Linked DNA regions of Mus musculus: region 2 is linked to region 1. A link is a loop called in an ENCODE intact Hi-C map of the cell type or tissue named here. Cell type or tissue: left cerebral cortex. All regions are shown on one strand. Links, peaks and the distances in the headings refer to the core of each region. The heading gives the core; the rest is flanking DNA.

The links. A loop is a pair of places that touch in the nucleus more often than their neighbours do. Peaks named below come from ENCODE experiments on the same cell type or tissue, not always from the same donor. Only the 100,000 strongest peaks of a DNase experiment are listed, where the experiment ranks them.
Region 2: a loop joins it to region 1, with 2.2 times the contacts of the local background. A loop is called at or near these places in 6 of 42 quality-filtered maps.

The regions. Positions count from the first base shown.
Region 1 is chr3:133,622,868-133,628,244 of GRCm38, forward strand. No RefSeq gene overlaps it. Among named protein-coding and RNA genes, the nearest start is that of Gm40153, 38 kb to the right of the region's middle. In left cerebral cortex, for the core only: no CTCF peak of the experiment used is centred there; DNase peaks (open chromatin) are centred at 2,370 and 3,878.
Region 2 is chr3:133,543,179-133,548,555 of GRCm38, forward strand. It overlaps Tet2 (tet methylcytosine dioxygenase 2), which reads right to left and starts at 1,212. Exons shown (of 11, transcript NM_001040400.2): 1 at 1,022-1,212. In left cerebral cortex, for the core only: a CTCF peak has its summit at 2,098; DNase peaks (open chromatin) are centred at 169, 1,169, 1,709, 1,889 and 2 more places; H3K4me3 peaks cover 2,031 bases; H3K27ac peaks cover 2,017 bases.

The DNA of each region.
Region 1 (5,377 bases), core at 116-5,115:
AACTGTCTCTCCAGCCCCAGAAAATGTATTTTTAAAACTCCTTGCTATGGTGATTATCAGACAACTGTATCATCTCAAACATTTCTCTGCCTGCAGATGTCATCATGCCTTTCTCTTAATTTGGGAGATTTTATCATGTCTACCAGTGGTACTGAGGATTAATATCTGAAACCATTTCACTGGTTATAAGGCACTGAAACTATTATAATTAGGCACTGCCTGGGCACTCCTCCTTCTTGAGAGAGACATAGACCTTTGCCTTTTGTTCAGTTATTTCTCAGAATAGTATTCCTGTCTTGGCTCCTAAGTAGAAACTTGACTTGCTAGGCTTATTTCACAGTTGCTTCCATCCTTTGACTTCCTGTTTTCACAATGTGCCCGCCAACCAAATGTATCTGTGGTTTTAAAGCACGTGCCAATGGGACAGATATCAGGCAGAAAATGCATCTACACATCCCAAAAGGCCTCTGTTAAAATCAGTAAGATTGCACAAGGCAGGAACCTAAGGAACCATTCTACGAGAAGTGAATGGTCAGAAATTAGTTCATTCAGTGCTCTGTCTGAGCCTTAATAAGCCATGCCTTATCTCTTTGAGCCAGTGGGCAGCTTCTAATTGGTAAGGGTCCAAGGTAAGGCAAACACGTGGAAGGGGACCTCTCTGCCTGCCTTTATACATCAGCGAGATAGCCCTATCATACATCAACGGACGGCCTTCAAGTTGACAACAGGAAAAAATGTGACTCAGCTCATACAAAGGGGGAAGTCCTATGCTGGGCGCAGACAATGGCTCTGTCATTTTGCTGTGTTGCTGGGCTGTCGTCTCTGTGAAGATATGCAGGGCTGGGGACTCAGCCTTCTCTGAGACAGAGCATTTTAGCATCTAAGGTGGAACAGAGCAAAGGAAACAGCAGGAAACTTATGGTCAGGATGGTAAAGTGATACCTTCCAGTCAGTTGTACTTCATATAGCAATGAAAACAGGAAAGGGTCAGCACTGAGATAAAAGCATAAAACAATCCCAAAACCAAAACCCAAATCCAAAACCCCCACCTCCTTTGAATGATGGAGTCTGGAGAACAATAAAGGATGTATTCTGTGAAAGAGTCACTTATTTTTTTCCTCTTATATTTATATATTTATAATTCCCTCTGTAGAAGTACCAACCTGCTTATGGATGTAGAATATCATATGGCACTAAACAGTGTCTACATATGGTTCACATGTTATCTTGTCATCAGAGTTTTGGGGGAGACTTTTGAGACATACAGCTGAGGAGAATGTGTCTTTCTCTAGTATCTGAGTACTTCCAGCTTACATACAACACCACCACCAACTAGGGAGACCACAACTGTCACGTTCTTATCAGAAACCATGTTCCTAAGATAAGCCACTTTATGTGTGAGTTCCTGTGTGTGCAGCCACTTGTCTCTGCATGGATGGTCTGTTATTAATTGCTGCCCCAATGTGTCTTGTCACATCACCTTTTCCAGTGTCTCATTTGTCTGAATCTGCATTCTCTTCTGCTTCTATAGGCGAGGAGACTGTGGGGGAAGGTGCCCATTAGGCCCCCAGTGAGACACTGAGTTATTAACAGCAGCGAGAAGATTACCAAAACTTTTCAGGCCTTTGGAATTTGGTAGGAAAGACATTTACAACAATTTACAACAAATCATACATGAAAACATGACTTCTAAGTTTCAGTCTTTTGAAAAATAATGTTAATTTTTGACTTAGAGTGTGACAAATCTATTTTACTGTGATCTTTTAACTTGTGGTTATTCTGGTATGGGTGCTTGTGTAGTAGCCATGTCACAGTAGCTTGTTAAGGACAGTGGCCCCTCCCCCTTCTGCATTATCACCACCTTCACCTCTGTCTCCTTGGTACACTGTGCCTGAAATGTGTCAGTCATGTTTGTATCAGGCTTAGATCATTCAAACTTACTAAAGAGGAATGAATGAAGGTGTTCATTTAGGAAGTAGAGTGAGTTAGGAGGTTTTGTTTTGGTTTGGTTTTGGTTTTTGTTTTTTGTTTTTTGACAAGGTCTGACTTGGCTGGTCTAGAACTCTCCACAAGGCTGGCCTCCACCTCCTGAAAGTCTACCTGCCTCTGCTTCTTCCTCTCCAGCATTGAGATTAAAGGAGTCTGCTGCCGTGTCCCAATGATTACCTCTTGACTTAATTCTACCCACATATTTCCAGAACCTTCCTTAATCTCAGATTAGAGAGAAGGTCCCTGCCCCTCACCGGCTTCCCACTCTTCAGTGTGGCAGAGCCTCTCCTTTCTCTGTTCCTGTTCCCACTCGTTCATGTCCCATCGCAGTAACAAAATGACTATAGTCTTACTCACCAAAGCTATTGTGTGAGTCAAAAGCAAATACTCTGGCAAGTTGGGAAATTTACCACATCTTCTGAGCCCCACACTAGCAAAAATTACAAATCTATGGAGCTGGAAGAAGAAAGTTATACATGCCATTTCAAATATCCTTGGGGCTAGCCCCATTGCTTGAAGCAAAAATGGTCAAATCTCACCTTGGCAATAGCACCCTGACCATTCTCTTTGGGCTGTGAACTGCCCACAGTACATTCTGGAACTCCTGATGTCATCCTGTATTTTCTCCCTTTCCTATGGTATACGTCTTCTAACCCACCGGCCTACTTTCTTTTGCTTTGTACTTGAATATAAGGAAAAAAGATCTTCATTGTCTTACTAGTATATCTTAAGCTCCAAGAAGAGCATGCTGCATGCATGAAGCTCAAGATTTGTAGAAATAAATGAACCAATATCCATCTATTGTCTTCCCTTACCTAAACCTCTAAGTGGAGCAACACAAATTGAAATTCATTTTCATAGGGCCCAGTAGAGAATTATTCCCAAATATAACCAAGTTTTGTTCTCATCCAGCATGACTGACCACAAATGAAATATGAAGGCACAGCTGGGCAGTGGTGGTGCATGCCTTTAATCCCAGCACTTGGGAGACAGAGGCAGGCAGATTTCTGAGTTCGAGGCCAGCCTGGTCTACAGAGTGAGTTCCAGGACAGCCAGGGGTACATGGAAAAACCCTGTCTTGAAAAAAAACCCCAAACCAACCAACCAAACAAGAAAATCCCAGAAAACAAACAAACAAAAAAAGAAATATGAAGGCACAGTTCAAATAGACTCAATCCATTATGATATTTAAAATGCCTACTTGGACACGAGACTTTGATAGATTCCAGGAGACAGAGATGAGTATGCTGTTACTTCTGTGAAGGATTTCGTCTATTAGGAGACAGGGATAAAAAGTGCCCTTTATCATAGTTTGATGGATACTAAACTAGAAATAGAAGTCCAGAGCAGCATGGTGGGAAATTCCAACAAACAGAATGGTTCTGTGTTCTACGAACACAGGAAAAGTAGACTGCAGGGGAGTGATGATGAGGATGGAGGCATGAAGATACCTCAACTACACAAGCAGCTTCCCTTTTCCCACCACATTAGTTTTCTCTTTAGGACTGTCTCCTGCCTCCAGGGTTCCACGTCGAGCCATCAGAGAAACTGGTAACCTGGGGCTCATCTGTTGAGGCTCTTACACTTTAATTCTCCTTCCCTTTTCCATACCAGTCAGTTGCTGCAGGCTTGGGTTTCATGAGCCTGTGTGGTGTTTGTGCAATGTTCACCATCATTGCTCAGTGATGCTCTGAATCAGCCTGGTTTCCTCCTGAGAGCATCTCCCAGGTCTCATTTTACTTCATGCCTCCTCTAACTGCCTGTTTTATACTTTCCTGGTATTGCCTCACTCCCAGCTTCCTGCACCTTGACTTATCTTTTTTTTTTTTTTTTTTTTGGATGAAAAGCAGTTGGCAGATGAGTCACTGGTACAGTCATTATGAGTTTTCTTTGATGCTCACAAGAGTTGCAGATTCCTGGCCTCGACAGTTTGTACTTCTGCCTCAGATGAGTCATAATTTTTAGGTAGTAGATCAGAGGCTCTGTTTTCTCTTCAAGATGGGTTCTGAATGTTCCCCAAGGTCTGACAGAGTGTTTCCCCTAAAAGAAATGATGGGCAGGATGCAGCCAGGCAAAATAGGAAGAGGGTACAAAGAAAAAGAAGTTATACTAGGGGGTAGTTCCTTCCCAGGGGGAAGTTGTTTGATGATATCCTATTTTTAATGGTAGTCAAAAGGTTGCTCAATTGATGATTACGTTAAACCTTTAAAAGCCTCCAAACGCTTCAGTGGGTGAAGGCTTGTGAGCAGGTCTCAAGTATCTACTCTATTGTATTCTCTGTGGTTTGAGAAAGACAGGAACAAATTAGTTATACCTCCCATAAAGCCATAAATAACTTCTTAATATAGAGGCAGGAAGCACAGAAGGAAAATATTTAACTTCCCAACTACCATAGGTTAGGAAGGCATTGAGGTCACAGTTGTCCTTCCTACATCTTGGAACATGGGGCTTGGCGTACCATGCTAGATGAGTCAGTAAGTTGTGGGCTAGAGAAAGAACACAGGGGTTGAATGTTTCATGGTGTGAGGTACGGAATAGAAGCTGACTGTCCTGTTTGCTTTCTACTGCTTTAATAAACACCACAACCAATAGCAACTGGGGAGAGGAAAGGGTTTCCTTCATTTTACAACTTACAGTTTATCACAGAGACATCAGGGCAGGAATACAAGGCAGGAACTTGCAGAAACAGAAAGCATGGAGATAGACTGCTTACTGGCTTACTCTCTAGGCTCAGGCTACCTTCCTTATATCCCAAGACCACTTATCTATGGGCGGCACTTCCCACAGTGGGCTGGGTCCTCCCACATTAATCAAGTTTAGTTCTCTGCAGACTTGTCTGCAGCTGACCTGATGGAAGAATTTTCTTGATTGGGGATGCCTCTTCCTAGATGACTCCAGCTTGTGTCAGATTGACAAAAATTCACCAGTGCACTGGAGATCCAGTTTTTATGTGGGGGGGGGGGGCATTCTGTTCATGAGCTACCTAACAATGAAAAACATCAAAGGGCAAATTAAGCAGCTGAGATCTTTAAGCTCAAGGCAATGGGTAGACCTTGTACTTCTTGAGTTTAGAAGAAGGGAGGATTGGTGAAAAGTGCACTGAATAAACAGCACTTCTCCACAGAGGAAAAGTTGAGGACTCTTTTTTTTTTTCACTTCACAGTGAATTTTTTTAATTAGGTATTTTCTTCATTTACATTTCAGGTGCTATCCCAAAAGTCCCCCATACCCTCCCCCCCCCCCCACTCCCCTACCCACCCACTCCCACTTCTTGGCCCTGGCATTCCCCTGTACTGAGGCATATAAAGTTTGCAAGACCAAGGGGCCTCTCTTTCCAATGATGGCCAACTAGGCCATCTTCTGATACATATGCAGCTAGAGACAGGAG
Region 2 (5,377 bases), core at 123-5,122, 80 kb before region 1:
GGGATGGGACTTGTTAGAGATCTTCTCTGGGATTGGGTTTCATTTCTTCGGGCGCCCCTGACCTTGCCTTCTCCAACTCCAAACGCTTCGCCCGCCCCCTCCCCCGGCCTGCGCCTGCCTTTGTGTGTGCCTGTCACTTAAGGGGAACAGAACGAGCTGATTCGGGGGCAGCACAAAGCCAACACACAGATTTGCACAGATTCTCTTACACACATTTCCCAAACTGGAAGGCACAGCCCACTCTGAGCTTGTGAACCTTGAGAAAAGTGGGTTCTGGTCTTGTTTCAGGGAGCAGAGAAACTATTCTTTCCCCTCTCACTTAGCGCCAATAACAAAACGCGAGGACTCAAGAGAAAAAAAGAAAGAATGGAAAAAAAAAAAAAAGCCCTCCACGTAGTGGATCCTGAATCTACACACTGTGACATCTGTCTAGTGTAGTCCACGAGGGGACAAACGTGTTGGAAGCCAGAGACACAAACCCAGAACAGGACCCAAACAAGCACTACTGGAGATAAAAGAGTCAAACACACCGGGTCAGTGTTCTTTCCGGGGTGTCTGAGGATGAACTAGGGGCTCCCTGGACTTATACTAAGAACAGGGGAGAGGAGGATCAAAAGAGAAAGTGGTGGTCCCCAAAGATGAACTCTTTCAGGAAGGCAGCCCCAAGAAAACACTCACTTTCCTGAGACTAAAAGGCCAGAAGAGCGGCTGGTGGGAGGTACAAAGGTAAGTTTTCTGGGTACAGAGGGGAGACACGCATTAGCAGGAAGAAGGGACCACAGAAGTGCAGGTCGCAGGAGAAGGGGGTGCTGAATTAAAACTATATTTGTCAGCCATGTTGAAGAAGCTCCTGTAATTTGTGAGGCTTCCCTCTTCCCTCTTAGTATTTGTGGGTGACATGACAGTCCCCGCAAGGCCGAGAGAAAGAGAGGGAGATTGGAAAGGGACCATTCCGCAGCCGTCAAGAGCGAGGAAAGAAAGAGAGAGAGAGAGAGACAGGCGCGGACCTCAGCGCTCTGACCTGGTTCTGGTCCCTCAGCCTCGCAGTCCACCGCCGTCGCAGCCGGGTCTCCTTTCTAACAAATCCTACAGGGCAGCCATCTTGCTTCCTTCTGCTCCTCTACGAAAGCAGCCTCGCCTCCGCATCAATATTCATAAGGCAGTTTGACGTCTGTTCTCTAGGCTCGGCGGGGCCGGCTCTCAGGCGGCCGCCGAGGGGGCGGACGTGACTGGCATGCGAGCGGAGCGGGCGCGAGCGCGGGAGCGGGCCGTGCGCTCGCTCCCTCGCGGAGGCGCGGCGGGACCCGGGGCCGTGCGCTCGCTCCCTCGCGGGGACGCGGCGGGACCCGGGGCCGTGTGCTCGCTCCCTCGCGGAGGCGCGGCGGGACCCGGGGCCGTGCGTTCGCTCCCTCGCGGGGACGCGGCGGGACCCGGGGCCGTGCGCTCGCTCCCTCGCGGGGGCGCGGCGAGTCCCGGCTGCGCGCTCACTCCCTCGCGGGGGGCTAGGGGACCTCCTCTGCTCGGCTCCTCCCCGGCCTTTCCTGAGCCCCGGGTGCCGCCGGCCGCACACCCACGCGTGGGCGGCCTCCGCGCCTCTGTCTCCCGCGGGGGCCGCGTAGGCACTTGGAAACTCTGCGCCCTCCTGCGCGCTCCAGGGGCCCCTGGCTCCCCGCGCTCCCGCTGCCAGCACCTCACCAGTCGTCTCCCCACTCGCCCCCACACCCTGCCACCCCCTTCCCTGTCGCCCAGCCAAGCCGCTCCCCATTTCCCCAAAGGCCGTGCCGGGAGAGCTAGAGGGGCCTGGGCGCTAAAGTCTCCACTCTGCAGCAATCCGGCGGCGCCGGGGCTCTCCCCGCCCAGGCCCACCTTCTGTTTACTTTGGCCACGTGGGCCGCGCAGGGGGTGCTGTCTCGCAGAGCCCAGAGGAGCGGTGTCACCGAGCCCCTGCTTGTCACTCGAAAGAATTAAGCCAGCAGTTTCTAATGTTCAAGGCGCCCCCGTAAGTTCCTCTATTTTGCACAAATTTCCACTCCGTACGGTAAAGTAATGAAGAAACCGCCTTGTGGGAAGCTGAATTCCGAACAAGCAGAGAGCGCTCAGTTTTCCCTGAAGTTCAAGGCTTGTGCGCACCAGCTCTTCTGCTGGCACTTCCGTTTTTTAAACTTACATTTTAAATGTTCCTTTTGGTAATTATTAACTTTTGAAGATGAGATCGAGGCAAATTCATAGGAATCATGAGACAGTAGTTTAGGAAATTTGTGCTCACACATCCACCCACCCTCCTCCTGTCTTCAAGTTTTCAGTCACTGAATGTTACGTTTTAATAGGTAATCTGGGAACCTCTTCTGTGGGATCGGTTGCGTTCACAGCAACCTTAAGTCTACTTTAACACTATTATATTGTCTGTAATGCACCCTTTCTTTGTGTGTGTGTGTGGGTGGGTGTTCTTTAGAAATGAGGCCTGGAACCAACTAACTCTCTCTCTAACTCTCTCTCTCTCTCTCTCTCTCTCTCTCTCTCTCTCACACACACACACACACACACACACACACACACCACATAAATTTTGAAAAGAAAGAGCAGACCTGCAATCACAGCATTTAGAAGTCTGAGGCAGTAGGATGTCTGACAGTTTGAATTTAGCTGGGTATTGTAGTTAGATTGTTTCAAGAAGAAAGGAAGGAAAAGAAAGGAGAGAGAGAGAAAAGAAGGAGGAGGAGGAGGAAGAAGAAGGAAGGAAGGAAGGAAGGAAGGAAGGAAGGAAGGAAGGAAGAAGAAGAAGCAAATAGCCATAACATTTTCCCTTAATTTCATGAAATGTAAACACTTCCTCTTTGTAAAATCTCATAGATGTATGTACTCACACAGGAAAGGCCAGGACCTCTATGTGGCACATTGTTACTCTGTGTTACATTGTTGCAGAGAAGATTGCCTAAAGTAAGTTCTAAGGAAACAATGTTTCTTCCATTTAGAAACAGTTACCAAGGTGTGATCTCACAAATCAGTAATCAAAATATTTACCTGGGCTCTACAGCACCTTATTTTTAAATTATTTTTTTTTTCTTTTTGAGGCTGGGTCTCACTGTGTGGCACTGGTTCATCTGAAACTATGTAGACCAGTTGGCTTAGACTCTGTCTTAGTCAGGGTTTCTATTCCTGCACAAACATCATGACCAAGAAGCAAGTTGGGGAGGAAAGGGTTTATTCAACTCACACTTCCACATTGCTGTTCATCACTAAAGGAAGTCAGGACTGAAACTCAAGCAGGCCAGGAAGCAGGAGCTGATGCAGAGGCCATGGAGGGATGTTCTTTACTGGCTTGCTTCCCCTGGCTTGCTCAACCTGCTCTCTTATAGAACCAAGACTACCAGCCCAGAGATGGCACCACCCACAAGGGGACCTCCCTGTTTGATCACTAATTGAGAAAATGCCTTACAGCTGGATCTCATGGAGGCATTTCCTCAACTGAAACTCCTTTCTCTGTGATAACTCCAGCCTGTGTTAAGTTGACACAAAACTAGCCAATACAGACTCAATAGAAATCAGCTTGCCTTGTTCACCTGCTTTGTCTGGCCTTTTAAAAAAATTATGATTATTAATTAATTAGTTTATTTGTATGAGTGTTTTGCTGGTGTGTATATCTGTGTACTGTGTGTTGGCCTGGTGCCCAGGAGGTCAAGGAGTGGGAGTCAGTTACAGATGATTTTGAGCTGCTGTGTGGGTGCTGGGAACTAAGACTAGGTCCTCTGCAAGAACAAGTGCTCTTTCTTAACCTCGGAGCCATCTCTCCAGGCTCGTTTCTATTTGTTTACCAAGCACTGCCAAGAGTCTGTTGAGTTCCTGTGGAAATCCAAAACTGCCAGCTAGTGACCAGAGCTAAAATAGCCATACTATTCCTGTTGAGGACTTCCTCAAAACCAGAGTCATTGTCAGAGTTAAAGTTTAGCAGGGGCAGCCTCTGAAGCCTCACCAGTGTCTACAGTGCCCCTAGAAGCCAGCTTTGGAATCCTCCGAGGATTATCTAGGCAAGCCTGTTGTTTGGTCCTGTGTTCTGTCTGCCTTTTCTGCTCAGAGAAGCTCAAGCCATGGTGACAGGCCTGTGATCCAGGAGCTTGGGACGGAAGGATGACCTGCCCATGGTCATACTCACGTGGCTACACTGGATTCTAGGCCAGTCTGGGATACACGAGACCCTGTCTTAAACAAAATCCCCATTTAGAAACTGAAATTCTCATCATAGTTCAGGAGTCTTGCCCTGGCTATTCGGCATTTAATGTCTGATGCATTGAGAGTCAGAGCACACTCAGGACTAACCCAGGGGTAGGAAGTAATAGGATTCCCATCCTACCACAGCCTGGCCCAGAACGAAGGGCAGCAGATACTATGACCCACATGTGCTGACCTTCATCTTGACTTCTCTTCAAGGCTAAACTCTGGAAGCTTTTGGAAAGCTGGCCAGCAGGTGTTAGAAGGCATGTAAAAGGTGCTTGCCACTGAGTAGAGCAACCGGGCTTTGATTTCCAGAGCCCTCGTGGAGATGGAATGAGAGAACTGATTTACTAAGTTGTCATATGGCCACTACAATTTTGCTGTGATACACACATGCACACACATACACAAATAAGAAATATTATTTTATAAATAAGGTGTGTAGGGATGGGGAGATGGCACATCGGGTAAGAAGAGCACTGACTGCTCTTCCGAAGGTCCTGAGTTCAAATCCCAGCAACCACATGGTGGCTCACAACTACCCATAATGAGATCTGACGCCCTCTTCTGGTGTGTTTGAAGACAGCAACAGTGTACTTATAATACTAAATAAATCATTTGGCTGGAGTGAGTGGGGCACCGACCGGAGCGAGGTTAACCGGAGTGAGCAGAGGTCCTAAATTCAATTCCCAACAACCACATGAAGGCTCACAACTACCTGTACAGCTACAGTGTATTCCTATAGGTAAAATAAATAAATAAATCTTAAATAATAAATAAGGTGTGTGGGGGCATGATTGTTGAGTGCACACACCCATGTATCAGAATGCAGGAGGAGAACACAGGACTTCCATACTCTCCCTTCCTATTCAGGTTCCTGTACCTCACCTTAGTTTAGTCATTAGGCCTGACTGCTGGGGATGGCATGCAGTTAGTCTTAAAGGACCCAGTATCCCTGCCTGCACCCTTTCACAGACTGCCACCAATTCCATTTCCCAGTGAGAACCTGGCTCCTAACAGCACTAGTTGCACACTGGACTTATGTCTTAAAGGGCAAGGAGTTATGTCTGAACTGTGCCCATGGTAATTACTTATTTGTAAACAGAAGAGCAGAAGGAGAAAAGAAATAAATCAGATTTCTGATTTTGTATTAACTGAGCAAAATTGT